Regions from separate parts of the Homo sapiens genome. Here region 1 is linked to region 2. Evidence: chromatin loops called from intact Hi-C (ENCODE). Cell type or tissue: tibial artery. All regions are shown on one strand. Links, peaks and the distances in the headings refer to the core of each region. The heading gives the core; the rest is flanking DNA. Region 1 overlaps TIMP2 (TIMP metallopeptidase inhibitor 2). Region 2 holds the start of LGALS3BP (galectin 3 binding protein).

Region 1 (15,492 bases), core at 5,132-13,131, 91 kb after region 2:
CAAAGTGCTGGGATTACAGACTTGAGCCACCGCGCCTGGCCTAGTCTTGCCTTTAAAACGAAGTCCCTTTTGGGAAACCACCTATATACAAAAATAGGAACCCGTGTGGGTTTCAGTGGGTGTGTCTAGCCCATGTGCTGTGGATGCATCTCCCAGAGCCGATCATGTCACTACATTCCAGCCTGGGTGACAGTCTGTTTTCAGGGGCCACAGGCACAGATGGAGACTCCAGGTCATTTAAGCCCTTCAGATGTTTTAGCCAAATAAACACTGGCCTTTCAGGGGCACCCAAGGTCAGACGGGCACAATTTCAGGAGATAGATCACTTAGTGCTTAGCCAAGGCTGAGACATTAACGGAGATTGAACCAAAGCTAAAACCTCTTAGTCTTTCAAAGTCACAACAAAACCAACATTGTTTAAATAGCACGTCGCTTAATACATTCTTATAACTTTAAGAGAAAAGAGAGTAGACGGAAAAGAGAAGACAAGCCACCCTCGCCCCGCTGGGTGATTCCCTCTGGGGCTGGCAAGGGTGTCGGCACCTGGGTGTTTGATCAGTTTCCTCCCCGCTAGCTTTGCCACTGACCTGGCATCCACCAGAGCCATGGAGACCTCACACTGGGTAGCTTCTCTTCTGCCAATTGCAGTCTTAGGGACAGGCACAGGGATCAACATACTTTTTCTGCAAAGAGCCAGAGAGTAAATATTTTAGCCTTTGCCAGCTGTGCAGCCCCCGTGGTAATTACCCAGCTCTACTGCAGCTGCTCAGAAGCAGCCACAGATGAGATGTAAATGAAAGGGCGTGGCCAGGTTCCAATGAGACTCTACAAAAATAGGTGGTGAGCGGCATCTGCCCTTTGTGCCATAGTTTGCTGATCCCTGTACTAGGATGGTTTCAGAGTCTGTCTCTCTCCCTCCCTTCCAACAACCTCAGATACATTGACTTAGATCAACCAATCTTTGTTCATGACACATTAGTATCATTGGTCCACGAATGGCCTTACTTATGTATATTTTGTAGACAATATAATGAAGTACCATGAGCCCATCACCCAGACCCAAGACCCAGAATATTCACTACCTGTGCGCTACCTCCCTTTTCCATCCCCCTGCTGCCTCCTTGGACATATACCTGCTGATGGCTCACACCTACAATCCCAACATTTTGGGAAGCCAGCGCAGGAGGATCACTTGAGCCCAGGAATTCGAGACCAGCGTGGGCAACATGGGGAGACCCTATCCTACAAAAAATAAAAAATTAGCTGAGCATAGCGGCCTGCACCTACAGTCCCAGCTACTCGTGAGGCTGAGGCAAGAGGTTCATTTGAGCCCCAGAGACTGAGGCCGCACAGGGAGCTGTGATCACGCCACTGCCAGCCTGGGTGACAGAGCGAGACCCTGTCTCAGAAACAAAAAGATACTGGACGCGGTGGCTCACACCTGTAATCCCAGCACGTTGGGAGGCCAAGGCGGGCGGATTGCTTGAGGTCAGGAGTTTGAGAACAGCCTGGTCAACACTGTGAAACGCTGTCTCTACTAAAAATACAAAAAATTAGCCGGGCGTGGTGGTGGCATCTGTAATCCCAGCTACTCAGGAGGCTGAGGCAGGAGAATTGCTTGAATCCGGGAGGTGGAGGTTGCAGTGAGCCAAGATTGCGCCACTGCACTCCAGCCTGGGTGTCAGAGCGAGACTCCATCTCAAAAAAGGAAAAAAAAAAAAAAGAAACAAAAAGATATATACCTGCTGAACTTGGGGTTTAGCCCTCCCTATCTTTATCCATATATGTATGCTAAACATAGTGTTTAGTTTTACTTGGTTTTGAACTTTATAAAAAGGATATTATGTGGAGTCTTTTGAAAGCTAGGTTTTTTGGCCTCGGCACGGTTACTGAATTCATCCACATCACACAAACGCCTCTTACTCATTTTCACTGCAGCATATCCTCATCGCGTGTATGAGCTTCTTTCCAGGATCATAGCTTCTCCAGTTTCGTGCTTGTTTCCAAAAAGAGGACTATATCTCTGATGCATTTGAATCAAAGGACCGGGTGTCAAAAAGTGCTTTTGGCACAGCTGGGATGTAGGTGTGGGAAAGATCCCGTTTATTGCTCTTTTTTTTTTTTTCCTATTTTTTTTTTTTTCCCCAGAAAAAGATTGACCTGCTCTTATAAAATATTTAATTTACAAATATGAGGCTGGGCGCGTTTGCTCATACCTGTAATCCCAGCACTGTGAGAGGCCGAGGCAGGTGGATCACTTGAGGTCATGAGTTCGAGGCCAGCCTGGCCAACAGGGTGAAACCCCGTCTCTACTAAAAATACGGAAATTAGCCGGGCGTGGCGGCGCGCACTTGTAGTCCCAGCTATTCGGGAGGCTGAGGCAGGAGAATCGCTTGAACCCAGGAGGCGGAGGTTGCAGTGAGCTGAGATCATGCCACTGCACTCCAGCCTGGGGACAGAGGGAGACTCCATCTCAAAATAAATAAATAAATTTACAGATATGAGTCCTAGACACTGTCCCAGTCACTAGAGATGAGCAGTGAGCCACACACATGGAACCACAGGACTCCCGTTCTGGTGGAGGACGCAGATGATGAGTGAGTAAAAGCTGGAACTATGGCTGTGCAGGACAAGGTGCTCAGTGGGACCCCAAGTGCACGCCTCTGAGAAACTCAAGCCGGACTTCCCTGGCGAATGCGAAGCTCGTGGAACCAACAAGCGTTACGCTCATTTGGACGGGGCGGGAGTAGCATCCCACAAGACTCTTTTGTTTTTGCTTTTGGGTTCTTTAATCATTAGTAGCTTAGGTCTCTGTTGTCTGTGGCTTTCTGCTTCAGGCCAAGTAGAGGAAATTCGAGGCTGGGCATGGTGGCTCACACCTGTAATCCCAGCACTCTGGGAGGCCAAAGCAGGTGGATGGCTTGAGCCCAGGAATATGAGACCAGCCTGGGCAACATAGTGAGATTGTGTCTCTATAAAAACAAAAAGTAGCCAGGCATACTGGCGTGCACCTATAGTTCCAGCTACTAGGGAGGCTGAGGTGGGATGATCTCTTGAACCTGGGAGGTCGAGGCTGCAGTGAGCTGTGATTGCGCCGCTGCACTCCAGCTTCAGTGACAGAGACCCTGTCTTAGGGGGAAAAAAAAAGAAGAAGAAAATTTTGATCTTAGCCTGGTTTCTTTCTATCCTCTGCTTCCAGAATGTCATGGGCTAGGGTTGCAAAGCCACTCCACAATTTGCTATAGGCTCAACATGATTAAGAAGGAAACTGGGGGTCAGGAGGGCTGCTGTTTTTCAAAAGCCACATAGATTTCTCGGGGTGGGGTGTCACCGTGCTCCTGCTGTTTCTGCACTTGCCTTGTGCCCAGCTATTTTTTGCACACGGAGACCTGGAGCGTAGCCGCCTGTCAGTGTAGCATCACCTCTGTCTGAGAGGGCAGAGAGGGTGTTATGGCATGACTGAGTTAAAAGCCATGGCCACAATGGGGCCCAAACATTGAGTAGCCGAGGTCTTCCTGCCTTAGCCTGGAAGCCACAGTCTGATGGGGGAACCAGCCTGCCTTTGAGTGGGTTATTTTTGTTTCCATTTTCAAAGGTAGCATTTGTGACCCATGTGTTCTAGGTGAGGAATCGCCCCTTCTTGACCACACGAGCTAAAACTAGGCGTGGAGACGGGCAGCAAGACAGTGTGGAGGGTGACTCATCTCTGCCCGGACGGTCACACCTGCACTGTCCCCTGGCAGCAGGACCAGACACCCGGCCCTTTCCCACCTGTCCTGCAGAAGGCTAAGGGGACAGGGTGGTTCTTTAACTAGGGCATTGGTGTGGGCACTAAAACAGCCCTCCAGGATGTCCACACCCAAAACCATGGCCCTCCAGTGATTCTTACGGAGATGTCATGAGTAACTTTCCATCCCAGGGCCTGGCAGTGCCTGTGTTCCCCTCCCCCCTTGGTCACCTTGGCACAGCTGGACTGCGGTAGAAAGGGCTGTGGAGCAGCCTCCAGCTTCCCCTGGCTCACCCCGTCCCATGCCTCCACCCAGAGCCTCCACCAGGAGCTGGTGAGAGCCCTACTGCCGGGGTTGGAGCCCTGGCTCTGCCATTTGCCAGCAGCTAGGTGACCTGGGCAGAGTGTTAAGGTTTCTGCACTTCCTCCAAGGCCTGGCCCTCCACCTCCTGCCCCTCACACCCCTCACACCCCTCACACCCAGCTTCCAGCATCTCTCTTCCCACCACCTCTCTTCCGGACACAAGTGCACAGGGCCTGCCCCCTGCCTTGCGAGCCTAAATCCTCCCCGAAGTGCCAGGCACCTCATAGGGCTATGTTGGCGGGCTCAGGGGTGCCCCCTGGACTCACACCCCAGCCCTTGCCCAGCCTTCATTTGACTGTAAAACAAGGGATGGAGCCACCCGGAAGGGTGTGGGGCTCCTGAGGTTTCCAGAGAGCACTGCCATGCCAGCAGCGGTGAGGATCCCAGATGTGGTGGCCGTGTTCACCTTCATCCTAAGGCACTTCCAGGTACCCCGCACGGTTCTCCTGCTCCGAACACTTTGCACCTTCTAGAGCTCTGCTCTGGTTTGGTGCTTCTGCCCCCACCCTTGGGGGACAGATTCCGTGTTCGCGCCTCACTCTGCATTTGCTGGAACCTTCGTCCTCCGGCCCCATCTTTGCTCCCTGCCTTGTGGGTCCTTCTCCCCAAACCACAGGGACCCAGGAAGGCCTCCGTGGCTGAGCAGTGGTGCGTGGGTCGCCCTGTTGGTCCGTGAGGCTTGGACGGGGAGCAGCAGCGTTGCTTGTGCTTTCTGCCGAGGTCAGCTGTCCATGGGCTGAGGGGGGCCAGCAGGGTCTGGCAGGTGCTACCTGTTCACCTCCTGGCCTGCTCCCCCCCAACCTGCTGGCCAGTTGGGCTTTGGATGTGACCCCACCCTGAGAGCTGCCCTGGGGCGTCCATCTTCTCTCCGCACAAATCTCCCTTCCCCTTCAAGCCCTGTGTGACCAGGATCTCCGACACATAAGACAAAAGGAAATAGGGTTTTTAGAGTGGACGGGTGGGTAGAGCACCCTCCCTGACCTGTGGTCATTCTTCCAGTTCGTGCAAATGGCAAGGGGGTTATATCGAGATCTCCAAGAAGACACGGGGCGGAGGGCTGGGGTGCAGCCTGCACTTGCAGCTGCTGTGACAGCCCAGGCCAAGTCCTCCAGCTGGAGACGGGGCTACACAGATGCACACCCCCCAGGACAAGCTTAGGGAGTCTGGGGGCGCCGCTCAGCATGGGGCTTGTTTGGGAAGCTGTGCTGAGGAGGAAGGGAAAGGGGAGTGGGGACCTCAGCCCCCCTGCTTTCATTCTTTCCTGGGTGTGTGGACCCTGGGATTCCAGCCTTCATGTCCTTCATGTCCCTGTTTCTGTCTCCTGAGAAATGCAGCAAGTCAGGCTCAGCCCACAGGCCACATGACCCTGGGTCCGACGAACAGCCAGGGCTCAAAGACAGTCAGTGCCAATGAGCCTGAAGCCTGGGCCCGGACCTCACGTTCGTCCCCAAAAATGGATCGGCTTGGGAGGAACAGTGCCCTGCCCACCTCGCGCTGTCGCAGCCCCCCAGCAACAGTGCGAGGAGAGAATCTGCTGCTGCCCCTGGCTCCGGAGTTGTCACCCTGGCCCCCTGCTCATCTGTTGTAGGGGGGCGGGTTGCAGGGATGGGTAGGGGTTTCCTCGGTGCCTCTCCAGGCTCCCTCTGCCTCCTGCCCTGCACGGTCCTGCTCCTGTCCCTGCTCCGGCTCTGGCTTAGGGTTTGCAGGGCTGAGCTTGGCTGTTCCGTGGGTCTTGACGGAGAAAATGCAGAGCTGCACTTCCCTCCACAAAGCCGCACTGTTCTCAGCAAATCCTCCCGGGGTCTGGTGCATTGTTTTCAAGTGATTCAGCAGCACGTGAATGGGAAGGGCCGAGCCGGAGGCTCTGGCATGAGACCTGCTGGCCCACCAGGGAAAGGGAGGGCAGCGGGACGTGGGCCCCGAGGTCCTCCCAGAGCTGCAGAGGGAGGGGGCAGGGCCCTGGGGTTGGGGAGGGCGGCAGGAAGGCTGGGCAGAGAGGGCGGCTTTGCTCTGCGTGGCTGAGGTGCTCTGATAGATGCTGTTTCCCAAGAGGAGCCAAAACGAATGGGCAGGAAGTGAGATGGGAGAGCTGGTCTCCATGGAGACGGGCACCCAGTGGCCAGCAGCTCACGTGCACTAGAATCTCAGGCAGCCGGGGAGGGAGCATTCCCTGGGGCGGCAGGGCCTGGAGCACCCCCAGGTGCCCGCTGGCAGGCGGTGTGGCCCCGGCTGAGGCTGCGCTTCTGTTCCCTGATCTCTGTTGTGCACCCTGTTACCTTCTCTGCCCCACCCTCCTCCGCACCCTCCCCAACAAAATATCTTTTCTGAGTAGTTGTCATTCCAGGCGTTTTTCACCCTGGCCTGAGTCATGCTGGCCAAGTCCTCTGTCCTCACCCTGGATGTCACGGTCCCGCCCTGCACCAGGGCTGCAAGTCACCACTGAGGGTGGACCTGGGGCCTCTCTGTCCCAGCCACCCACAAACTCTCAAGGTCAGAGTCTGGAAAGGGAGGTGGTGCCCCATGTCTTCACTTCCGGTGTCTACACCCTCAACTGGGGACGGATGTCCAGTGTGCTCCTATGGTGCCCCCTCTGCTGAGGTCTTTCCTGCTTCCCAGAAGGCCCCGTTGCTGGCTTCCGGGGGCCGAGGAGGTTGGAGGACCTGAGGGTGGGTCTGGCCTCCACAGCAGCTGCAGGGCGGGAAGAGCCTGGTTCCTGCCCAGCACCACAGGGCTGTTTTTAATTACCAAGTCACGGCCCTCTTTTCTGCTCATTTCCCTAAAAGGAGTGAATTTGGAGGAGGTCTGCCGCACCCGCTGACCAAAAGGGGCTGGCATGAAGGGGCCGAGGAAGGGCAGAGCCCAGTGCCCGGGGGAGACCCTCTGACTGCCCACCAAGGGCACCCGGCTGTGTCACTTGAGGCCAGAGGCTGAAGGTGAGCTGGACCAGCTAACCCTCACTGTCACCTCACAACACTTGTGACACTTCCTGGCTGCTCAGCCTTGCCCCGTGCCCCTGGGCAGTTCCGTTGGGAGAGGCGTGGCCTCCAAACCTAGAGGACTAGAGCAGGTCTGGGGTCCTTGTGAGCACAGCCCCTTCCTGGATCACCGTCTGCCATCCCTGGTGGCGTTTGTGGCCACTTCTGCTGCTCCAGCTGGCGAGGTCGGCCCCATCCTGCTAAAAGAAGGAGGTGCTGCCCGAATGGAGAGCTTCCATGTTTCTAAGCTGTCTTTACTGTGATCCTGAAGCCCAACGAGATTAGTTACACACAAACATTTAGGGATCCCACAGCGATCTGAGAGCAGGGCCATGAAAAATAGTCATTTATTACAGCAGTTGCAGGGCAGGGCCACAGCTGTGTTACTGGACATCTGTCCTGAGCTGAGGGTGTAGACACCAGAAGTGGGGAAAGTGGGCTTCACCTCCCTTTTCAGACTCTGATCTTGTGGGTGGCTGGGGCAGAGGGGCCCCTGGTACACCCTCAGCTGGCGCTTTAGACATATTAATCAAAATGGTCAGGCCGGGCCAGGTGGCTCACGCCTGTAATCCCAGCACTCTGGGAGGCCAAGATGGGTGGATCACGTGAGGTCAGGAGTTCAAGACCAGCCTGGCCAACATGGTGAAACCCCATCTCTACTAAAAATACACAAAATAAAAATCAGCCGGGCATGGTGGCGGGCACCTGTAATCCCAGCTACTCCAGAGGCTGAGGCAGGAGAATCGCTTGAACCCAGGAGGCCGAGGTTGCAGTGAGCCAACGTCGTGCCATTGCATTCCAGCCTGGGCGACAAGAGCGAAACTCTATCTCAAAAAAAAAAGAGGATATGGAGCCCCTGCCAGGTTGACCAGCCATATGGTGTCATTACATCCACCCAAAAGGGACAAGAGACTCTCATCCCCAATGGCAACGCCAAGTTATAGTTACAGATGTTAGCAAGGGCGTTACTAACTGTGTGATTTGAGGGTGTGGACATTGGCACTCATGGCACCCCACTTTTCTGGAGAGTTTAGACAAGGCGTGGAACGTCACAGTCCTTTCCCAGTGAAAGAACAAAGCTGAGTCCACCTGCAACTGCCATTGGATCCTCCCCAGGAGTAAGTGGAGGTTGGGTTTCATCCGGGAGAGAAAATGGTTTCTTTGATAATTCCTCTGAAATGACTGGCATGTAATTCCACCCAGAGCCAAATGAACCAAATGACGCTCAGAAGACGTCTGCGGCTCCGGCCTGCAGTTACCGCGTTTGCGTCTACGCAGTGTGGAGTCCTCCAGGGCTGGCCCCTGGGATGCATGCAGTGGCCACTGGTCTTCATTGCCACTGTGGGTGCTCTGGGCTGACTCTGACCCAGCTGCAGCATCAGAATGCCCCCCACCCACTAGTGATGTGGGCCAGTAGGGTCTTTGGCACATGTGTGAAGCCCCCACCCGACTCCCAGGAATGACCCATGTTGAGAACATGGGGACCCCTTGGCGTTCTCCGCTGGGCCATAAGCAGGACAGGACAGAGGGGAAGGAGGCGCTTTCCCTGCCAGTGCTGGTCCTATGGGCGCCCCTCCCCAGGTGAAAGCTGGAGCCTGCAGAAGAGGGTGGACGGCTGGGAGGGGCCAGTGCCCTCCAGTGATACTGAGCAAACCCTCCCAGTCCGAGTCAGTGTGCACACAAGGTGCAGATGATCGGGCCGGGTTTTGACTTTGTATTTAGCAGCCGAATGTGTTTCTGAGTCCCAGGGATCCCTGCACCTCGTCTGGGCAGACAGGTGACTTTGAGGGACAGTGGGCCACCTTCTCCCGCTGCCTGAGCACGTCCCGTAGCCGAGACAGGCGCTATGCTGTTACAGTGTGTGGAGTGCCCCGGGGAGAGGCTGTGAGTGGTCTAGACGTTGGGTGTTGATATCCACCGGTTTGCCTGTCCCAAACTTGGGCCTGGGAGCCCGGCAGAGTGGCTCAAGTGGAAAATGTTCTATATGGTATATTTATACATATAGCATGTGGGATTCCTCCAGCGAGCAGTTGGGCCCCTGGCAAGATAATAAAGAGAATTCAATGAGTGTGGAATAAGTACATTTCTTACAGGCAATTTTCTTTTTCTTTCAAAGGCAGGGTCTGGTTCTTTCACCCAGGACCGAGGTGCAGTGGTGCATTCATAGCTCACTGCAGCCTTGAACATCTAGTTCATACAATTCTCCTGAGTAGCTGGGACTATAGGCAGATGCCACCACGCCCAGCTAATTTTTGTTTTTTTTTGTTTTTGTTTTTTGTATTTTGTTTTTTATAGATGAGGTATTGCTATGTTGCTCAGGCTGGTCTTGAACTCCTAGCTTCAAGCAACCCATCCACCTTGGCCTCCCAAGTGCTGGGATTACAAGTGTGAGCCACTGCACCCGGCCTTTCGAGGCAATTTTCTTTTGGGGTCTGTCTCCCTCCCCCAATTGTGGGCATGGCTTGTTCTTATTTTCCGCAGGAACTTCCATAGTACTTCTGTGGACACAGGAGGATTGGAAAGATGTTGGTGGGTGTATGAAGGGGACGTGAGGACGCAGGACCCACGTGTTGATGGCAGCAGAGGGGACACCGAGGAGAGAGAACAAGGGAGGACCGTGCCACAGAAGCCGTGGCGTCTCTGCCTGGGGCTGGCGTGGTTGGAGTCTGTGGAGAGTGCCGCCCCTCCGGCCAGCCCTTGGCCCTGGCACATGCTGGTGACACCAGGTTCTCCAGCAAGCCCCCTTCACTGTCTGCTCCCCTCCGAGAGCAGCAGCAGCCGGTCCGGCCTCTGATGGTTTTCCAGGGGCGGTTGTGACTGTCGAAGTCTGACCGTAGCCCATCCTCTTTGGATCGTCTCCCGCGACCTTGGTTTTCCGCCCACCCGGTTCTTTTCCGTCCCCACTCTGGCGGGTGCGCTCGGGATTGTTTTTGCAGGGGGGAAGTGACATCATATGGTGTCCTGGGCTGGAGGGGTGGGGGTGGGGACCCTGCAGTTGCGTGTGCTTTGAATTCAGCCGACGGTTGTACATTCCAGTAGCCGGCATCTGGCGGTGAATTCATCAGCCAGTGTATCACCCTTGATCTCAAACCCAGATGTTGTGTTCACAGCAGAAGGGAAAGAAGGAAAAACGAAATCTGAGACGCCCAGGGAGAGGCCGTGGTTTCTGGGCTCAGGGCAGTTAGAACGAGAGTCTTTATAAAGACTCCCCCTCTCGCAGCTGCCTCTGGCTCCTTGGGGAAGGGGCAGAGGAGCAGAGCAGCCCCTCTCGGGGGCATGGACAGGAGATGGGCTGACACCCACCCCAGTGCCTAACACCAGGCCCAGCACCCAGTAGGTGTTCAGTAAACGTGTCTGTGCCACAATTTTCATTTCTTCCCAGATTCCTTATGTCTCTTCGCTTTCCCCAGCCCTGTTCTTCACATGGCCTGGGACTCGGAGAGGCCCTCCCTCTTTTGAAGTGGCCTGCTTTCCCCTACAGAACTGGTGGTCCATCCTGGAGCTCAGAGTGCGGACCATTGCCATTGGCATGGAAATGTATTCCGGAGAGCTCTCTCTCCCTCCTCCTCTGTCCACCACTGGGCATTGGAAACTCTCCTTCTCTGTGTTCCTATCCATCGTCTGTCATCTTGCCTGGATTGGATGCTCCTCCCAGGCAAGGCCTGCTGTATGCAGGATTCACCCTGTACCCTCTCTTCACCTGCTGTCACCTCTGGGCAACAACCCCCGACAGGTACCCGCTGCTCTGAGCAGGTCAGCGGTGCAGATCCCGCTATGCCAACTGGTGTGCACCGATCAGAGCTGTCAGCTGGCCCCTCTCCTTCATGTCTGCGGCGTGCTGGTGCTTTGGGGAAGGTTGCCGTGGAACTGGTCCTTCTTTGCCTCTCTTGATTCCCATTTTCCTTCTTTCATGTAATTTCTCATTTTGCAAAGTGGGGGAGGAGGTGCCCACCCCCAATTTAAAGGGACCCTGAAGAATCTGAATTCTGTTCCCCAGGGGCAGACTAAAGCAGCCCAGGGGAGATGGAGATGCCCTCAGGCTCTGCTCCTCCAGGCCCCTCACCCCCACTTCCCTGCCCCTCACCCCCACTTCCCTGCAGGCATCTGGCGGCCTCCTCGCCAGTTCACTTTCTAGTCCTAACCCCACGTGGCTACCCTGGACCCTTGATTTGACCAGCCTCCTCTTTTCTGACACTTTAAAGAAGGAAAGTGTGTAATCTGCAGCCCCCAGGCAAAGCTAGCACGCTGGGAAGCTGCATCAAATCGAGAGTCTGTGGCCTGCTGACCAGGACCGGGTCTGTGTACCTGAGTGGCATGATGCCACCGTCCCAATCCCTCACCCACGGGAGCGGGAGAATTCGCCCTGCTTGTCTATGCGATGCTCGTGGTCCTGAACTGTACACGCATTAGTTCCCGGGCACCGCAGCCTCCACACCAGCCCCTCTAACAGTCACCACGACCTTGTGAAGTGTCAAGACTGTTGTCATCGTCTCTGTCTTAGGTGTGAACAACTGTGGCTCAGTGAAGTCAAGGAGCTTCTCAAAGATCACGCAGCCATCCAGGGGTGAATGCAGGATCTCTGTCTCTTGCTGCCTCCTTCAAATAAGTGCCCAGCTGCCACCTGGGAGCCTTAGGCGTTTTTGTAAGAGAACAGCATGTGAACCTCAATGCCCATGGTAGGATGCAACATTTTGGCCGTTTTGAAGTAATCTTTGCTTATTTTCTGAACTCCAGTGACATGCTTGTTGAGTGCCTATTGTGCGTTAAGCATTGTGCGGCTTAGTGGACCATTGAAAGGCAGCTCCAAGGCCGGGCGCGGTAGCTCATGCCTGTAATCCCAGCACGTTGGGAGGCCGAGGCAGGCGGATCACGAGGTCAGGAGTTCAAGACCATCCTGGCCAGCATGGTGAAACCCCGTCTCTACTAAAATAAATACAAAAAATTAGCCGGGCATGGTGGCGCGTGCCTGTAATCCCAGCTACTTGGGAGGCTGAGGCAGGAGAATTGCTTGAACCCAGGAGGCGGAGGTTGCAGTGGGCCAAGATTGCACCATTGCACTCCAGCCTGGATGACAGAGCTAGACTCCATCTCAAAAAAAAAAAAAAGAAAGAAAGAAAAGAAAAGCAGCTCCAGAAATTTCCAAAATAACATACAGAATTCAGCAGACTGTAATAAAGGCCGGCTTGCTGCTCCTACTGGAACTGTTGATTCCTTTGGATTCTGCTGGCTTGCTTTTTTTCCTTTTCTTTCTTTTCTTTTTTTAAAAGACGGAGTCTCACTCTGTTGCCCAGGCTGGAGTGCAGTGGCATGATCTCAGCTCACTGCAACTTTCACCTCCTGGGTTCAAGCGATTCTCCTGCCTCAGCCTCCCAAGTGGCTGGGATTTTTGTATTTTTTGTAGAGATGGGGTTTCACCATGTTGGCTAGGCTGGTCTCAAACTCCTGACCTCAAGTGATCCGCCCGCCTCGGCCTCCCGAAGTGCTGGGATTATAGGAGTGAGCCACCGTGCCTGGCCCTGGTTTGCTTGTGAGCTGGTGACTCTGCTACATGAAGAGCAAACTTTGACCAAGTTAATCTGGCACATTGACTAATTTGCATAAACATTTTTGGTGCAGCATTGTCGTAAGGTATATAGATTAGGCAGGGAGCAAGAGAGCCAAGGACAAACTGCACCTGGGCCACCAGCCCAAAGTTGTCAGCGTCATCTCAGCTCCATCTGGCAAAGAGTTAGTGAGCACCAACTGTTCTGCAGTCAGAATCTAGCCTCAACCTGTTAGGACCTCCCAGGGCCCTGAGCAGACAGGTGTGCAGGAACTGACAGCAGGATGGAAAAGAGATGGGGAATATACCAAGTGCTGCAGAAGGACAGGATTTCCCAGAGGAAGACAGAAAAGGGCTATTTTAGCTGGGTCTTGAAGAATGAAGAAAAGTTCTCCAGGCAGAGAGGGGAGATGGCATTTGGGGCGGAAGAAACTTGCCTGTTCAGGCTGGGTGTGGTGGCTCACACCTGTAATCCCAGCACTTTGGGAGGCCAAAGTGGGCGGATCACTTGAGGTCAGGAGTTCGAGACCAGCCTGGCCAACATGCTAAAACCCTGTCTCTACTAAAAATACCAAAAAAAAAAAAAATTAGCCTGGCAAGGTGGCAGTTACCTGTAACCCCAGCTACTCAGGAGGCTGAGGCAGGAGAATTGCTTGAACCTGGGAGGTGGAGGTTGCAGTGAGCTGAGATCAAGCCATTGCACTCCAGCCTGGGTGACAAAAGTGAAACTCCGTCTCAAAAAAATATATATGGTAATTAGCCAGGCATGGTGGTGCCCACCTGTAATCCCAGCTACCTGGGAAGCTAAGGCAGGAGAGTCATTTGAACCTGGGAGATGGCTGAGATTGCGCCACTGCACTCCAGCCTAGCAGGGGTGGGGATGACAGAGCAAGACTCTGTCTAAAAAAAAAAGAAAGAAAGAAACTTGTCTGTTCAGAGGTGTGGATGCACCTGGGCGTGTTCAGGGCAGACAAGTATTATGAAGTGGTAGAATAGTGGGAGCATGGGTGGGGGGTGTTGGGCACAGCAGCTGAGGCCCCTGGCTGACTTCAGGTTGCAAAGGCGCTCATATTTTAGGGGAGGGCAGGGGGCAGCCAAGGATGATGTTTGAGCAGAAACGAACGTGAATAAAAAAAGACAGCTGGTTGCGGTGGATGAGAGGATGGTTAGGAGGGCACTGGAAATAGGGGGCCGTCAGGGCAAAGCCGTCTGTTCTGGAGTGGCCTGCCGGGAGACATTTCCTAGATGTGGCTTTTCAGGATGAGGCATGGATTAGCCTGGGAAACAGGAACCTGTGGCCTTGGCCAGTCATGACTCAGCTCCAACAGAAGAAGAAAGAAGAAAGGGGTTTGTGCCCAGGCGAGGCAGTGGGGCTGTGGTGTGGGACTCTGATGCCAGCCTGGGATCCAGAGAGCATTGGTGGGGCCCAGGGGGATGGACACAGATGGAGCACCCACACGCCTGAGCCTCCTTGCCCCTGTGGGAAGAGACAGCCCTGCCTAAGGGGTTCTAAGAGATTTGAGCCGACCACGTGGGGTGGGGCTGGGGCTGGGGCTAGGAGGCTGCCTGGAGCCTGGCGTGGTCTGCTCCTTACCTCTCTGTTTTGCTCATATCCACCGTAACATAACACTTACCCAGAGTGACCCTGAAGAGCTGAGTTTGGGAGGGCAAAGCTTTTAAAGCCATTAAAACAGACCATGTCACCAACTAATGGCCTTGAAATTAAGAAAGGGAGGGCTCTACCCAACCCTGCCCAAGTGACAGCATGAACTACTGATCTGCTTGTCCTCAGGTTACCAGGAGTGGAACAGAATCCTGGCTTAATTGCTAGGAGAAAGCCCTGTGTTGCATGGCCTGTCAGCAACCTCAGGCTCCAGAATATTCTGGAATTGCCCCAGCCCAGCCTCTTCCCCAACTCCTTTCTGTTTGGTTGGGGCTTAGTTGGGATCCTCTTTCCTTCTGTTTGTCCTTCCTCAGCATCTGTCCCTTGGGTCTGCCAGCTGTGCCTGCCGATGTCTCCTTTGGGTGAAACTTCCTGCCCCTGCCCCTGTTGTGCCCCTGATAGACTCTGTGTTACTGTAAAGAATCACCCAGGCTGGGCGCAGTGGCTCACGCCTGTAATCTCAGCACTTTGGGAGGCCGAAGCAGGTGGATCATTTGAAGTCAGGAGTTCGAGAACAGCCTGGCCAACATGATGAAACCCTGTCTCTACTAAAAATACAAAAATTAAGGTTGGGCACTGTAGCTCATGCCTATAATCCCAGCACTTTGGGAGGCTGAGGCAGGTGGATCACCTGAGGTCAGGAGCTCAAGACCAGCCTGGCCAACATGGCGAAACGCTTTCTCTACTAAAAATACAAAAATTAGCTGGGTGTGGTGGCAGCTGCCTATAATCAGAGCTACTTGAGAAGCTGAGGCAGGAGAATTTCTTGAACCCAGGAGGCAGAAGTTGCAGTGAGCCAAGATCATGCCACTGCACTCTAGCCTGGACGACAGAGTGAGACTCCGTCTGAAAAAAAAAAAAAATTAACCGGGCGTGGTGACAGACGCCTGTAATCCCAGCTACTTGAGAGGCTGAGGCAGGAGAATCACTTGAACCTGGGAGATAGAGGTTGCAGTGAGCCAAAACGGTGCCACTGCACTCCAGCCTGGGCAACAGCGCGAGACTCCATCTCAATAACAACAACAACAAAAATTACTCATAGAACATTTTCCAGGTCAGGAAAGATGAGAAGAGCTGGATAGACCTTTCCAGATGTAAGACCCCCAAAGCTAAATATGCCGGGTACGTTTAAGGCCCCTTTAAGGTGGATAACTCCCCCTCTGCCCTCAGCCCAGAAAAGCTTGTTTCCAATAGGCCGTGGCTGGAGGGTGGGGAAATGTC
Region 2 (15,492 bases), core at 3,848-11,847:
GGGAGTATCAGCAGCAGCCAATCCCGGAAGACATCTATGTCAGGTGGTTTCTGGAAATCGAAAGTAGACTCTTTTCTGAAGCATTTCCTGGGATCAGCCTGACCACGCTCCATACTGGGAGAGGCTTCTGGGTCAAAGGACCAGTCTGCAGAGGGATCCTGTGGCTGGAAGCGAGGAGGCTCCACACGGCCGTTGCAGCTACCGCAGCCAGGTAAGCTCCTGCCTCTAGCTCTCAGGTGGGCACCCCTCTCAGTCTCTCTCTCTTTTTTATTTTTATTTTTTTTGAGACAGGGTCTCACTCTGTCACCCAGGCTGGAGTACAGTGATGCAATGTCCGCTCACTGCAGCCTCTGCCTCCTGGGTTCAAACGATTCTCCTGCCTCGGCCTCCCAAGTAGCTGGGATTACAGGCGCGTGCCACCACGCCCAGCTAATTTTTGTATTTTTAGTAGAGACAGGGTTTCGCCATCTTGGCCAGGCTGGTCTCAAACTCCTGACCTCTGGTGATCCACCCGCCTCGGCCTCCCAAAGTGTAGGGATTACAGGTGTGAGCCACCGCGCCCGGCCAGGGCACCCCTCTCTCTACACAGGCAAGTGGGGGTCATGCCTCCCTGTTTGCACATAGGCCTGGAGCTGGGGATCCAGGGCTCCTGAGTCCAGCAACAATCATTGCTGCTCCCAGGCCCACAGGGCCTCTGTGTACAGTTGGGCAGATTACTCACTGCACAAGGATACCAGCCAAAGGGCAAGTGGGTTAGAATTCAGCTTGGCCCTCTCTCAGACCTGTGCATTTGGCCTAGGCCTGCACCCACTCCAAGGAAGAGCACCTTTTTTTCTGATTTGCACGAAGGGGCCAACACAGGCAGCCGGGTCTCAACTGTATGAAGGAATCAGGCAAAAATAGCCGCTGCCACACAAAGGGCAGCGACGCCACCTGCCAGGTGCTTCGTTGCCCCCCCCCCTTTTTTTTTTGAGACAGAGTCTTGCTCTGTCACCCAGGCTGGAGTGCAGCGGCTCACTACAATCTCTGCCTGCCGGATTCAAGCAATTCTGTTGCCTCAGCCTCCTGAGTAGCTGGGACTACAGGTGCACACCACCATGCCCAGCTTATTATTATTATTATTTTGTATTTTTAGTAGAGCCGGGGTTTCACCATGTTGGCCAGGCTGGTCTTGAACTCCTGACCTCAAGTGATCCACCTGCCCCAGCCTCCCAAAGTTCTGGGATTACAGGCGTGAGCCATCGCGCCTGGCCAGTTGGCCATTTTTCCAAGGCCCTGAGTTACTCTCCCAGGACGGACAAACCTAGTGGCTGCAGCAGAGTGAAGTGGCTGGGGGCAGAAGTGGAGAGGGCGTCCACCCATACCGGCGTGCCTGGGACTGAGGGGTTTCCCAGGACACAGGGAAACTTCAGTGCTAAAACCAGCACAGTCCCCAGCACACAGGACAGGCGGTCACACCCTGGCCCCTTTAGCCATCTACTGACATTGACACAGGGAGGAGAGGTGGGCTCCCCCGAGCAGACCCCCTGCCTGTGGCTCACTGACTGTGGATGTGGAGCCCATTTGCCTCTCTGGGTGTCAGCTCATTCACTTGTAAGGTGAGGTGTAACTAAGGTGGTTCTCAGGGTCACGGTAAGGCCTCCAGTGGTGCCCGGGGAGCCCCGACAAGGGGTGGCTGCACAGTGCCAGCGAGCACGAGTCCCAGAGCAAAGCTGCTCACCAGCCAGTGCACCCAGCTCCCAGGGCGCTTGTTCATGCAGACTCCCATGCAGAGGGGCTAGGGCAAGGCCAGCCATGACTGCATTTCCGACAAGCTCTGGGGATGCCATTGCAGCCGTCCACCAGGCCCCCTCCAAGCAGCCTCAAGGTCACCAGGCCCAGACTCCCAGCCGGTGCCCACAGCAGTGCCACCCAGAGGCCTGCCCCAGGCTTGCTGAACTGAGGGGACAGTGTCAGGTATCACAGGATTCTTACCGAGCCAGAGAAACCATAACTGTCTCTCCATTGGCAGGGTGTGGGGGAGGGAGGCAGACGAAGACAAAAGCGTGGAAATTACACGGAGGCAAGAACACCAGGCCAGAAGGTGGAGACCCGGACCTCCCCAGTCCTGGCCTGAGTGTCAGTGTCTTGGGGATACTTCAGCATTTCCTCCCTGTTCTTCCCCCAGCCTGGCCCACCCTGGGCTGCAGCCCTGACCCTTTTCATCTATCTTCCCCATCGGAACACCACGGAGCCCCGATATATCTCCCTGCCACTTATCTCTGTCACCCCTCGCCCGGATTCTGTGCCCTCTCCTGACGAGTCCCCTCCCATCCACTCTCCAGGCTGCAGCCTCGTCTCTGCCTGCTGAGACCCTCTGGGACAGTCCCTGCAGGGGTCTGTTGCCTGAAGCTTAAGGCCGAGATCTTAACCAGGCTCACCCGGCCTCCCGACCTGGGCCCACGCCTGTGGCCTCCTCCATCTCCCCGCCCATGCCCGTGTGGCAGCCTTGCCCGGGGCCTGGTTTTTTGAGATGAGCTCACTTGCCTCTAGTCACCAATTCTTGCTGCCCTTACTGCCAGGGGGTGCCCCCAGCCCACGCTTCATCTAGCCAAGTGTTACACATCCTTCCAGGACCACACTGCAGACCAGGTGAGGGGCCCCCGCGGGGGCATCCACAGCACACGTCACACTTACTGGGATCATAGTGGGCTCTGCAAGAGAGGGACCCCGCCTGCCACACAGCCCAGGTTGGGCTGAAGGGTGAATGGGCAGGCCAGTCCCTGGGGCCTCGGGCCATCTGGCTCCCGTGCCTCACCCCTCCGCTTCTGTCTGCTGCAGGATCTGGGCATCCAGGCACGGCCATGACCCCTCCGAGGCTCTTCTGGGTGTGGCTGCTGGTTGCAGGAACCCAAGGTGAGCTGAGCCCCTGGGAAATACCAAAAGCAGAAGTGTGGAAGGCTGGTGCACCCTGGGGCTGCTCAGAGCTTCAAGGAGATATTCTGCCTGGGGCCCGGGGCCCAGCGGTTAGCCAGATCTTCTCTCCTGCTTGAAGCACCAGGTATCCCCAGTGATGATGACTTGGAGGTTCCCGGGGGCTCACCTGGGTTCAGGTGAGATGCAGGTTATAGAGAGGACACTAGGGAATCCTCCATTCCGTCCAGAGGGAACCAGAGGGGCTGATCAAACCAGCAGTCACAGGGGCCGTTGTGAGGTCAGTGGCCTTGGACGCAGGTCAGTCTTCCAGAGGGTCCTGGCTGCTTTTCCTCACATTCTTTACACTGTGAGCCCCTGGAAGCTCATGCTCATCCTGGGGGCCCCATGGAAGCCAGATGTACCCCCGACTGGATTCAGGCACCCAGCTCCTGCCCGGCTCTGTCAGCTCCTGTAGGGGCTGGAGTGTTGGTGGACTGAGTCCCAGAAGGACATGTGGGGCGGGGGAATCCCATTATCTGCCCTGGAAACATTCTGCCTGTGCTCCCAGGGGTCCCTAGGCCTGCTGCCCCCATAGGCCAGCACCCCCAAACTGCAGACACCCTCTGCAGGGCGGGTCAGCACGGGGCCTCCGTTCCCCTCCTATCCTTCCCTCAGGGTCTTGCCACCTCCACTCCCAGTGCTGGAGAACTCAGGGCTTCTCTGCCCCTGTTCTGTCTATGGAGTGAAGGGCTGAGACCCCTAAAACAAGGAAAGGCGAGTTTGGCCTCCTTGCGGGGTAGGGGGGGCTGTATGTATCTTCCACTCCTCCCTCATGGAGGTGCCCCTCATGGAGAGGCCAGGGGACCTTGAAGCCCTGAAATACAAGCTCAGCAGGGGAGACCCAGGACAGCATATGGGGCCTGGAGGTGTGGGCGGTGGGTGCTGCAGGCCCCAGCCTCGCCCTCGCTGGTCTCTGCCTGCAGGCGTGAACGATGGTGACATGCGGCTGGCCGATGGGGGCGCCACCAACCAGGGCCGCGTGGAGATCTTCTACAGAGGCCAGTGGGGCACTGTGTGTGACAACCTGTGGGACCTGACTGATGCCAGCGTCGTCTGCCGGGCCCTGGGCTTCGAGAACGCCACCCAGGCTCTGGGCAGAGCTGCCTTCGGGCAAGGTAGGGCCTGCTGTCCCCTTCCACTGAGGCTGAGACCCACAGCACAGCCAGCTCCCAGGAGGGGCAAATCCCCTAAGACGAAACAGTCAGGTTTCAAAGACATGCAAATTGGATTCCTATTAATTTAGCAAGAGCAAACACTTTTTTTTTTTTTTTTTTTTTTTTTTTTTTTTGAGATGGAGTCTCGCTCTGTTGCCCAGGCTGGAGTGCAGTGGCACAATCTCGGCTCACTGCAACCTCCGCCTCCTGAGTTCAAGTGATTCTCCTGTCTCAGCCTTCTGAGTAGCTGGGATTACAGGTACCTGCCACCATGCCCGGCTGATTTTTGTATTTTTTAGTAGAGACAGAGTTTCACCATGTTGGCCAGGCTGGTTTTTAAACTTCCGGTGTCAAGTGATCCGCCCGCCTCAGCCTCCCAAAGTGCTGGGATTACCACACCCGGCCTATGAGCAAACATTTTCAATGGTGCTGAAGGCCTGCGGATCAAGTTCTGATGGGACTGCTCCACCCACACTTGGCCAGTGATGGTGGCGGGTGCTTGGGCAGGTTCAAGAGCTCGGCTGGGCTCGTTCCCTCCGGCCCAGAAACTCCACTCCAGGGAGTTTATCCCATTGAAACAATTTCTCCTCAAAAGAAAAGTCTGCAGGAAGATTTCCACTGACACAGCAGTTGCGATTCTGGAAAAAAAAGAAACAATCCATAAACTATTTAGCAGCAGGGATAGTCACACAATTACAGTATGTGAACCTGATGTTGCAGGGATAGTCACACAATTACAATATGTGAACCTGATGTTGCAGGGATAGTCACACAATTACAGTATGTGAACCTGATGTTGCAGGGATAGTCACACAATTACAGTATGTGAAACTGATGTTGCAGGGATAGTCACACAATTACTATACATGAATGTGATGTCGCTGAAGCAGCCGGTAAGCTTTATAAGCATGAAGGCTAAGTTTATGGCCTGACATTGCAATCACAAATCCAGCCCATGCTGGAATATCCTCCGTGGTTCGCTGGTGAAGGACCTGTAAGCAGATGGACCCACACGGCCGGGGCGGAGAACAAAGGGCTGAGTCGCGCTGTGGGACTCCTGGGTGCAGTCGTCACGCCCCCAGCCCTGCCATCTGCTGTGTCCACAGGATCAGGCCCCATCATGCTGGATGAGGTCCAGTGCACGGGAACCGAGGCCTCACTGGCCGACTGCAAGTCCCTGGGCTGGCTGAAGAGCAACTGCAGGCACGAGAGAGACGCTGGTGTGGTCTGCACCAATGGTGAGCGGGGGCGCACCTCCCTGCGGAGGCCCCAGTGTGCCCTGGGGTCCCGTGGCCCCTGCCCCTCCCAGCACCACCCCCCCACGCACATGAAGCACACAAAGGTTCCTTCCACTACCGCCTGCCCACTCCGCATGGAGAGGCCCAGACGTCCCAAGAGCCCACCAGCTCCCAGTCCCACAGTCCCAGACTCCTCCCCAGCCCCTTCTGGAGAAACACCCAGAACCACCAAGTCTCCATGCAGAACCCGAGTGTGGGGCAGTGAGCCACAGTTTCAGTGAGCATGACACCTGGCTCCAGCCTGACCTGAAATGCCAGCGTCCGCTCAGAAATACACTTCACAGCACGCGACAGGCTCAAGCCCGTCCTGGCGGAGGGAGTCCCGGCTACTCGCAGCCTCAGCCTGCTTCCCCCAACCTGGCCCAGTTTGGAGGGAACCCAGGCTGCTCTGCAGGTTGGAGCCTCTGGATCTGAGTTTCTTGTTTTTCTTTCATGCCGAGGTGGCTCTTCCTGGGCTTGCACGTGACAACCTGGGCATTTCCTGCCCACTGCCCTTTGCCAGGAGTTGGAGGCCCCTAAGGCAGGACGGGTCGAATCCCAGGGAGCCCCTGTGCCCACATGGGATGGACAAGTGGCTGGAGCTGAGCCTGGACTCACAGTGGGGGAAGCCCAGGAGACGCCATGGGGCTGTCGGGGGCCAGGGGAGGCGGCGGGGAGCACACGGGGCCATGGGCGCACGGCCAAAGCTCCTGGGGCAGGAGAGCTGTGGTAAGGCGTGCAGGTGGGAGGGAGCTGGGGGTCCTGCGGTGGCTCAGGTTTTAGGAGGCCCAGGGCAAGCCCACCTGGTTGAAAGGTCACAGTTACTTCAAAACTACTATATTTGTGGCGAAGAAAAACCTATGGGATTTCATTTTGAGTTAGGCTTTGAGAGGGGCTCAAAGAAGGGGAGAGGGTGCACCACACTGACCCCCGAGCCGGGAGCCTCCCATGACTTCTGCAGGCCTTCTCCCCGACAGGAAGCTGCTCGAGGACCCCCGGAGTTCTAAAATGGGGTTGCCACAGGACCCTAACTTTTCAGGCCATCTAAGCAGGCAGTGGTTTTGGTGTTAGTGGTGATTGGTGACCAAGGCTGGGGAGTGGGGGCTCCGGAGTCAGTACCACCAAGTCTCCATGCGGAGCTGCTGCCTGAGTCGGGGGAGCAGCACAGAGCAGAGGGCCTAAAGCGGGGGCCTGGACAGGCTTGGCCAGGTCCTAGCTGCTCTTGTTCCCCAGGGCTGGAAGGGGCGGGGCCTCAGGGTCCAGGAATCCGACACTTCCGGTCTCTCTTGTCCCTCGTCTTCCCAGGAGCCTTCCAGAGTGAATGAGGCAGCCACAAATCCCTCACTTTCAGATGAAGACACTGACCCCAGAGAGTGGCAGTGCCCCGGCTCCTAACGCAGCCCACTTCCCTCCCGCCCCTTCTTAGAAACCAGGAGCACCCACACCCTGGACCTCTCCAGGGAGCTCTCGGAGGCCCTTGGCCAGATCTTTGACAGCCAGCGGGGCTGCGACCTGTCCATCAGCGTGAATGTGCAGGGCGAGGACGCCCTGGGCTTCTGTGGCCACACGGTCATCCTGACTGCCAACCTGGAGGCCCAGGCCCTGTGGAAGGAGCCGGGCAGCAATGTCACCATGAGTGTGGATGCTGAGTGTGTGCCCATGGTCAGGGACCTTCTCAGGTGAGCCGTCTCGTCCTCAGGCTCTGGGGCCGCCAGGGGCTTTGTCCTCCTCCCCTCTTCAAAAGCACAGCCCCCCACACACACACCTGCACATACTCATGCATGCACATGTACACACGCAGTCACACATGCACTCACGCAGTTGCACACACACGCATGCTCACTCCCACACTGTGTGCACTCAGGTGGCTGTGTTGGACAGTTGGGCCCAGGGCTCCCCTGCTGTCCTGTGGGGCCGGCATCTGCTCTCCTTCTTTCTCCCCAGGTACTTCTACTCCCGAAGGATTGACATCACCCTGTCGTCAGTCAAGTGCTTCCACAAGCTGGCCTCTGCCTATGGGGCCAGGCAGCTGCAGGGCTACTGCGCAAGCCTCTTTGCCATCCTCCTCCCCCAGGACCCCTCGTTCCAGATGCCCCTGGACCTGTATGCCTATGCAGTGGCCACAGGGGACGCCCTGCTGGAGAAGCTCTGCCTACAGTTCCTGGCCTGGAACTTCGAGGCCTTGACGCAGGCCGAGGCCTGGCCCAGTGTCCCCACAGACCTGCTCCAACTGCTGCTGCCCAGGAGCGACCTGGCGGTGCCCAGCGAGCTGGCCCTACTGAAGGCCGTGGACACCTGGAGCTGGGGGGAGCGTGCCTCCCATGAGGAGGTGGAGGGCTTGGTGGAGAAGATCCGCTTCCCCATGATGCTCCCTGAGGAGCTCTTTGAGCTGCAGTTCAACCTGTCCCTGTACTGGAGCCACGAGGCCCTGTTCCAGAAGAAGACTCTGCAGGCCCTGGAATTCCACACTGTGCCCTTCCAGTTGCTGGCCCGGTACAAAGGCCTGAACCTCACCGAGGATACCTACAAGCCCCGGATTTACACCTCGCCCACCTGGAGTGCCTTTGTGACAGACAGTTCCTGGAGTGCACGGAAGTCACAACTGGTCTATCAGTCCAGACGGGGGCCTTTGGTCAAATATTCTTCTGATTACTTCCAAGCCCCCTCTGACTACAGATACTACCCCTACCAGTCCTTCCAGACTCCACAACACCCCAGCTTCCTCTTCCAGGACAAGAGGGTGTCCTGGTCCCTGGTCTACCTCCCCACCATCCAGAGCTGCTGGAACTACGGCTTCTCCTGCTCCTCGGACGAGCTCCCTGTCCTGGGCCTCACCAAGTCTGGCGGCTCAGATCGCACCATTGCCTACGAAAACAAAGCCCTGATGCTCTGCGAAGGGCTCTTCGTGGCAGACGTCACCGATTTCGAGGGCTGGAAGGCTGCGATTCCCAGTGCCCTGGACACCAACAGCTCGAAGAGCACCTCCTCCTTCCCCTGCCCGGCAGGGCACTTCAACGGCTTCCGCACGGTCATCCGCCCCTTCTACCTGACCAACTCCTCAGGTGTGGACTAGACGGCGTGGCCCAAGGGTGGTGAGAACCGGAGAACCCCAGGACGCCCTCACTGCAGGCTCCCCTCCTCGGCTTCCTTCCTCTCTGCAATGACCTTCAACAACCGGCCACCAGATGTCGCCCTACTCACCTGAGCGCTCAGCTTCAAGAAATTACTGGAAGGCTTCCACTAGGGTCCACCAGGAGTTCTCCCACCACCTCACCAGTTTCCAGGTGGTAAGCACCAGGACGCCCTCGAGGTTGCTCTGGGATCCCCCCACAGCCCCTGGTCAGTCTGCCCTTGTCACTGGTCTGAGGTCATTAAAATTACATTGAGGTTCCTACATTTGTTTGTACAGAAAGTGTTGTTGGGTCCACACCGTGTTTAGACATCAGGTGTGCCAGGCTCTGGGGGACAGGTCATGAGGCAGAGTCCCTGTCCTTGTGAAGCTACAGGCTAACGGGGAAGACAGGGAACAGGAAGCACACCTCCCAGCCCGGAGCAATGACACAGTGGGACACGAGCAGGAGGGTGCGTGCCACTGCATGCGTGCACGTGGGTGTGTGATTGCATGTGCACAGGCGTGTGTGTGCTCATGAAAGTCTGGCTGTGACGGGTGCCCTCACCCCTTATCTGGGTAGGTGTGCTCTTAAAATTTTATTTACTTTTGAGACAGAATCTTGTTCTGTCGCCCAGGCTGGAGCTCAGTGGTGTGATCTTGGCTCACTGCAACCTCCACCTCCCGGTTTCAAGTGCTTCTCCCGCCTCAGCCTCCTGAGTAGCTGGGACTACAGGCACCTGCCATCGTACCTGGCTAACTTTTGTATTTTTGTAGAGACAGGGTTTCACCATGTGGGCCAGGCTGGTCTTGAACTCTTGACCTCAGGGGATCCACCCACCTCAGCCTCCCAAAGTGCTGGGATTACAGGCGTGAGCCACCGTGCCTGGCCTATGGGTGGGTGTGCTTTTGCCAGCACTACCTCCTGCTCACGTCCGACCGGAAGGAGAGGGTGCTGAGGTGGCAAGGTCAGGGCTGCACCTCCGGCGGGGCGATCGGGTCTCTGGAAGACGTGACCGGGCTGGGTCATGGAGAGCAGCAGACAGCAGACTGTGGAAGCTGGGAGGAGGGAGAACGAACAGCAGGAGTTAGGAACCTTCGCTCTGGAAATCCTGGTCCACAGGGACAGGGGACAGAGATTCTCATCTCAGCCTTGTAAGAGTGAAGAATTGGAAACGACGTCAATACCCACCAACAGGTGCTTGACTACAAATAAAAGGCACCTCCCCTGGGCTGAGTGAGGCGGGTAGAGGTGCGCTGGAAGATCCTGGGAACCACAGAGTCTCAGGGGAGGCTGGGGGACCCATTGGATGCCGGGGGGACATCCGTGACAATGCCACAGCAGGTTCTGGGCACAGAACGTCGCTCACCACCAACAGGAATTCAAAACTGCCCCTGCTTCTCCATGGCCCGTTGCAGGCACAGAGTCCCCAGGGAGGCACCTGCTGGGCCGAGCTCAGGCTGGCACCTGCCGCTGTGCCACGGTCTGGGAGGACAACAGTGTGGCCTCTGGAACAGGAGGTGGCACAGGGGCTCCCCTAATGGGAGGGAGGTTCAGGTGCTGAACAGCCAAGATGGCAGCAGACGCCCCACCCACCCTCTCCCCACAGGTGCCACAAGGAACAAAAGCAGTCTCACAAAACCTCCTGCCTGTGAAGGCAGCTGCTCCCTGTACTGGATGGAGGCCTCTGCTCCCCCAACCCCCCCACCTCCAGATCCTGCGTCCAGCCCAGGTCCACCATCCTGGCAGGACATCCCCTCCTCCACATGTTTTTTGTTTGTTTTGAGACAGTGTCTTACTCTGTCGCCCAGGCTGGAGTGCAGTGGCACGATCTTGGCTCACTGCACACTCTGCTTCCTGGGCCCAAGTGATTCTCCCGCCTCAGCCTCTGGGACTACAAAGTACTTGGGACTATAGATGTGCGCCAGCAGGCCTGGCTAATTTTTTTTTCTTTTTTTGTATTTTTAGTAGAGTCGGGGTTTTGCCATGTTGCCCAGGCTGGTCTCGAACTCCTGGGCTCAAGCAATTTGCTCGCCTTAGCCTCCCAGAGTTCTGGGATTGCAGGGATGAGCCACTCTGCCCGGCCTATCTCCTCCACCTCTATTTTGATCCTATTGACATTTTAGCAACCGAGGGGCCACGTCGCCACGGACCACTGCCAAGACCAGTGTTGGGGACAAACCACAATGAGATCAGGAGGAAGAAGGAAAAGCGATGTCACGGTAGAGGCGTGGCAGACATGGCAAAGACCAGAATCACAGCCTCCATTTCTCGAGTCAGTCCCAGGACCACAGCAGCTCTCTTCTCTCCCGCTCCGTGCTCCCTGGCATCTCACGGCCAGGGAAGGTAACTGGAGTCTTCCTTCCAGGGAACTCTGAGCCCCGTGGGTCCTGCCTGCAAGGGAGGCCATAGCCCTGTGTGGGGCTGGGAGATGCAGGAGTTTGAGAAGTCACTGGAGTTCTTCCGTGCTGCTTGCAGTTTTGAGCGGCAGCCCTGTTCCCCCGGGACAGTCAGGACCGACCATCCCAGCCTCCGAAACACTCCTCCCTTCTTCACCTGTTCACCCACAGGCACCGTGGTCCCAGAGGCGAATCCCCATCTTCACTGCCAATTTGAAGGAACGTGGAGATGTCTCATCGTGGAAACGTTCCTCTCTTGGGTGCAAAACCCCTGTGTCGGCTTGGTGTGGTGGCTCACACCTGTAATCCCAGCACTTTGGGAGGCCAAGGAGGACGGATCACGAGGTCAAGAGATCGAGACCATCCTGGCCAACATGGTGAAAACCCCCCCACCCCGATACAAAAATTAGCTGGCGTGATGACACGCACCTGTAATCCCAGCTACTCAAGAGGCTGAGGCAGGAGAATTGCTTGAACCCGGGAGGTAGAGGTTGCAGTGAACCGAAATCATGCCACTGCACTCCAGCCTGGTGACAGAGCAAGACTCTGTCTCAAAAAAAACAAAACAAAACAAAAAACAAACAAAAAAACAGAACCCAGGTTTCAGGACTAGAAGCAGAACCTTTGCACTAGGTGATGGGCGCCCTGCTCAGGGCCCCATGGCTCACTGCTGTGCATTCTGAACAAGGAGAAATGCAGATGGGCTCCTTGAGCTGGTGCGTCCACAGGTGGAGGGCAGCATTTTCTTGTCTACAGGGAGGGAGGAAAGGATGATTTGGGGGACCTGGAGGCAGGGACTTCCGGGGCTGTCTCATCTGCCGCCCAGCACGTCCGCAGAGCCAGGCTCTTGCATTTTTCCCTTCACTGGCCTCCTGAGCCTGAGGTTTCATCCCAGCCTTCCTGTTTCGTGAGCCCTTGAATGTGTGATAGGTGACACATGTGACCATGAGCCCACGGCCTGACTGCAGCTCCTGAGTCACCTGCATGTCTGTGGGTGGCCAACAGGGTGGGAAAGGTGTTGAGTCAGTGAAGGGCTGGTGGCACTGAGGGCCGTGTAGGATGGGGGCATTCAGATCTAGAGTAAGTGTCGATTCCTGGGGAGCAAGCGGCTGCCTCCTCCGATGGAAGGGGTCGGCTGCAAGCCACGGCCTTCAGGAAGCCGGAGCTCCCCATGGGCATCGAGGCGCCGAGCGAAGGCCCAGGAGCGCCAGGTCCGCTCCCATCAGCCTTGGTGACATGGCAGTGGTGAGCCCGTGCAAAGCCTCCCTCCCCACAGGCCACCTCTCAGCAGAGGAGGCCCTGGAGGCTGTAGAGGTGCAGAGTGACACTCTGTGACACCTGTCCCCACACCCCGGGGTAGGCACCCCAGCATAGGACTGCAGTGGGGCCTTTCAGGGAACAGTCAGGGGACAGAAGCATCCTCATCTCTGTGGCCATCCCAAGACGCCGGTCCCTGCTCTCTTCCCAAAGCTCACGGCTACTCATTCTTCCATCCTCCTCCCTCCAGCCCTGGCATCTCTGATCAAACCCTGAGCTGCTTCCACAGGTCACGTGGCCAAGGCCGGCTTCCCTCCATCCACACGGAAACTGAGATTGGCCACTCCGGGTTCTGCCCAAAGCGAGGTCCCCTTTCTGCTGGGCAACAGGCCACTCCCACCTGGAATTAGCCCGCAGTGCAATCTGAAACAGGCTTGCGTTTCTCCCACCTCCGTCACCTCCGTCACCTCCGTCACCGGTATTAGGGAATGCACCATAAGGCCCTGGGGGAAGCCCCAGGTGCCCTGGGTGGAGGGTGGGGCAGCCTTGGCACAGATGAAAATCACCCATGTCTCCAGAGACTGCCCGCGCTCCTGAGGGCCACGTCCACCTGTGTCCTTCCAGCTCATGGAGGGCAGCTCATGACCCATGCTCGAATGTTTGGGCCAAAGCTGGTTGTGCTGGAAGGAGTGAATCTCCCTGCCAAAGAGGGCCCTGCTCAGCTCCAAACCGCTGGATGCTCCTGGGTGGTCCTCCCAGCGGGCCTGCCGCGGGCCCCTCACGCCCATCAGCATAGCTTCCTGCATCTCAAGCCCCACGTCCTGGCCTAACGGATCTTAAGGTCACAGGCAAGGCAGCTGCACCAGCAGACAGTGGCCTCGTGCTCTGACACCAGACTTGGGTCTCTAGTAAAGAGGCAGGAGCCACTCCCCAAGTAAGGCATGTGTCCCCTCAAAAGTCCACAGAGATCTAGCCAAGGTTGGGCCCGTTTCTAAGGCACCAAGGGGTACACACATAGGGCACCCACTGGGGTTCACTTTGGTCCAGTGTGATGACTGTAGCATCATGAGTTGGCAGGAAGCAGAACGAGACAGCCGGTGTACTCCTGAGGCAGGACACGTGTGTGTGCATGTGTGTGCACGCATGTGTGTGTGTGGACGCAGGAGAGACAGACCGAGATAGGGAGAGGGGGAGGGAGCTGCCGTCAGCCACTGCTGCATCCACGTGCGGGGTGTGCTCATTTACTCCAATCAGCCACATCTGAAACAGTGGCAGCGCCGTCTTCATCTGGTGTAACTCACGAGAAGCTACTCACCAAGTCCTCGGGACAGCTGCCGAACCCCTGCCCTGGAGCTCGGTCGCCGGGTTCACGGCCAAGAGCCTCTTTGGGGAAGGCCAGGAAGCGGATTCTTGGTACTGTAAGTCCTTGTCATTTTATTACAGGGTCCTTTCTGTAAGAGATTTGACCACCCTTCCTTCCAAGGGGCTCTGGGTGATCCAGGAAATGGGTGAGAGGCTACGACTCTGTCGTGATGGCACAAGGTGCCTCTGTTCACCAGATCTGGAGCTTTTCTTTCTTTCTTTCTTTCTTTTTTTTGAGGTGGAGTCTCACTCTGTCCCCCAGGCTGGAGTGCAGTGGCACAATCTCAGCTCACTGCAAGCTCCACCTCCTGGATTCAAGCGACTCTCCTGCCTCAGCTTCCCGAGTAGCTGGGACTACCAGCACGCACCACCACGCCCGGCTAATTTTTTGTATTTTTAGTAGAGACGGTGTTTCACCATGTTGACCAGGCTGGTTTTGAACTCCTGACCTCAGGTGATCCACCTGCCTCAGCCTCCCAGAGTGTTTGGGATTACAGGCATGAGCCACCGCGCCCATCCCGGATCTTGAGCTTTTCTAACACTACAGATCATGTGAGGGTTTTGCAAGCTCCCTGCCTGTTTTGGTCCTGTGCACCTCCACCTTATGGCCATCACGAAGCATTTCAATTGCAGCATCTCCAGAGGGCCTCTCTGACCTACACAGAGCAGCCGCAGGGAATTTTCTAGGAGACTGGTTCCTCCTTCCCTGCACATTTCCCTGGGCGGGCTTTTGGGGGAGGAGAGCTTCCTGGGTCTGTCCAGAGTCAAGGCCAGCAATTGACTGCACACGGCACACACTCCAGGGCACCTGGCTCCTCGATGCCTTGGATTCTTTTCTCTACAACACACTGAGGAATTCACGGGCCATCCGTGACTCCAGTTTTCAGTCAAGCAATTGAGAAGATAATTAGCACTGCTCCCAGCTGCTCAAGCTAGCGCACAAAGCCAGAATCTCTCATGCATGCACCTGTACTAGATATTTTTAGCTTCAGCTTCCTATCATGAAAGCCCAACATAGCAGGGACTCTATATGACATTTTTTGTTATTTTCTGACACATAAAAGGGAGAAGGCACCCTTTCTGGAGGTAGACTTCTTCCATTTGTACACCATTATTGTATGCCTGCCACCCTCAAGGCTACCCTCATGATCTACAATGGCTGCTGAGATTCCAGCCATCACTTCTGCCTTTCAGGCAGCAAGAAGAAGGTAGCAGAAAAGGACAAAACTTTTCTCAGTTGTCTATCCCGAGACTGAGCTCCTCTTTATTTTTATTTTTTTGAGACAGTGTCTCACTCTGTCACCCAGGCTGGAGTGCAATGGCGTGATCATAGTTCACTGCCGCCTTGACCTCCTGGGCTCAAGCGATCCTCCCACCTCAGCCTCCTGAGTAGCTGGGACCACAGGTATGTGCCACCATGCCCAGCTAATTTTTGAGTTTTTCTAGAGATGGGGTCTTGCTACTTTGCCCAGGCTGATCTCAAATGCCTCAGCTCAAGCAATCCTCCCGTATGGGCCTCCCAAAGTGCTGGGATTACAGGCGTGAGCCACAGCACCCTGCCTGCCAGTGAGATTTTTAAAAACCATTTTATTGGTATATTACACACACACATGTGGGAAGCGTAGAGCTTGGTTAATTGTTGTGTTACATGTAAACACTGCTGGCACCACCCCTCGGATAGAGATACCGAACCTTTCCCTCACCCCAGAAGGCTCTCTAGGTCAGAACCTCCACCATGGAACCACTAAATCTGATTTCTGTCGACACAGAGTAGTTGTTCCTGCTCTTGAACTTCATGTAAATGGAATCGTACCTGAGTACCCACTCCCTAGTGTCGTGTCAGGCTTTTTGGCTTCCATACAATGCCTATGAGATTCACGCACGTTGTTCTTTGTAGCTGAAGTGAACCCCGTTACGTGACTATACCACAGGTTATCAACCCAGTCTACAGGGGATGGGCATTTGGGTTGTTTTCAGA

What was found. Hi-C counts contacts between places; a loop is a spot of excess contacts. Peaks named below come from ENCODE experiments on the same cell type or tissue, not always from the same donor. Only the 100,000 strongest peaks of a DNase experiment are listed, where the experiment ranks them.
Region 1: a loop joins it to region 2, with 2.8 times the contacts of the local background. A loop is called at or near these places in 14 of 110 quality-filtered maps.

The regions. Positions count from the first base shown.
Region 1 is chr17:78,874,387-78,889,878 of GRCh38, reverse strand. All of the region lies in intron 1 of TIMP2 (TIMP metallopeptidase inhibitor 2), which reads left to right. Among named protein-coding and RNA genes, the nearest start is that of CEP295NL, 21 kb to the left of the region's middle. RefSeq lists a silencer at 820-869 and enhancers at 5,778-6,072, 7,926-8,426, 9,221-10,112, 10,113-11,006. In tibial artery, for the core only: a CTCF peak has its summit at 9,979; DNase peaks (open chromatin) are centred at 5,998 and 6,588; H3K4me3 peaks cover 2,932 bases; H3K27ac peaks cover 6,114 bases.
Region 2 is chr17:78,964,543-78,980,034 of GRCh38, reverse strand. It overlaps LGALS3BP (galectin 3 binding protein), which reads left to right and starts at 112. Exons shown (of 6, transcript NM_005567.4): 1 at 112-211; 2 at 2,821-2,895; 3 at 3,879-4,070; 4 at 5,216-5,347; 5 at 6,813-7,065; 6 at 7,331-8,780. The coding sequence starts at 2,844. The coding sequence ends at 8,459. RefSeq lists enhancers at 1-78, 3,176-3,859, 4,654-4,948. In tibial artery, for the core only: a CTCF peak has its summit at 8,562 (motif pointing right); DNase peaks (open chromatin) are centred at 4,592 and 8,584; H3K4me3 peaks cover 649 bases; H3K27ac peaks cover 2,055 bases.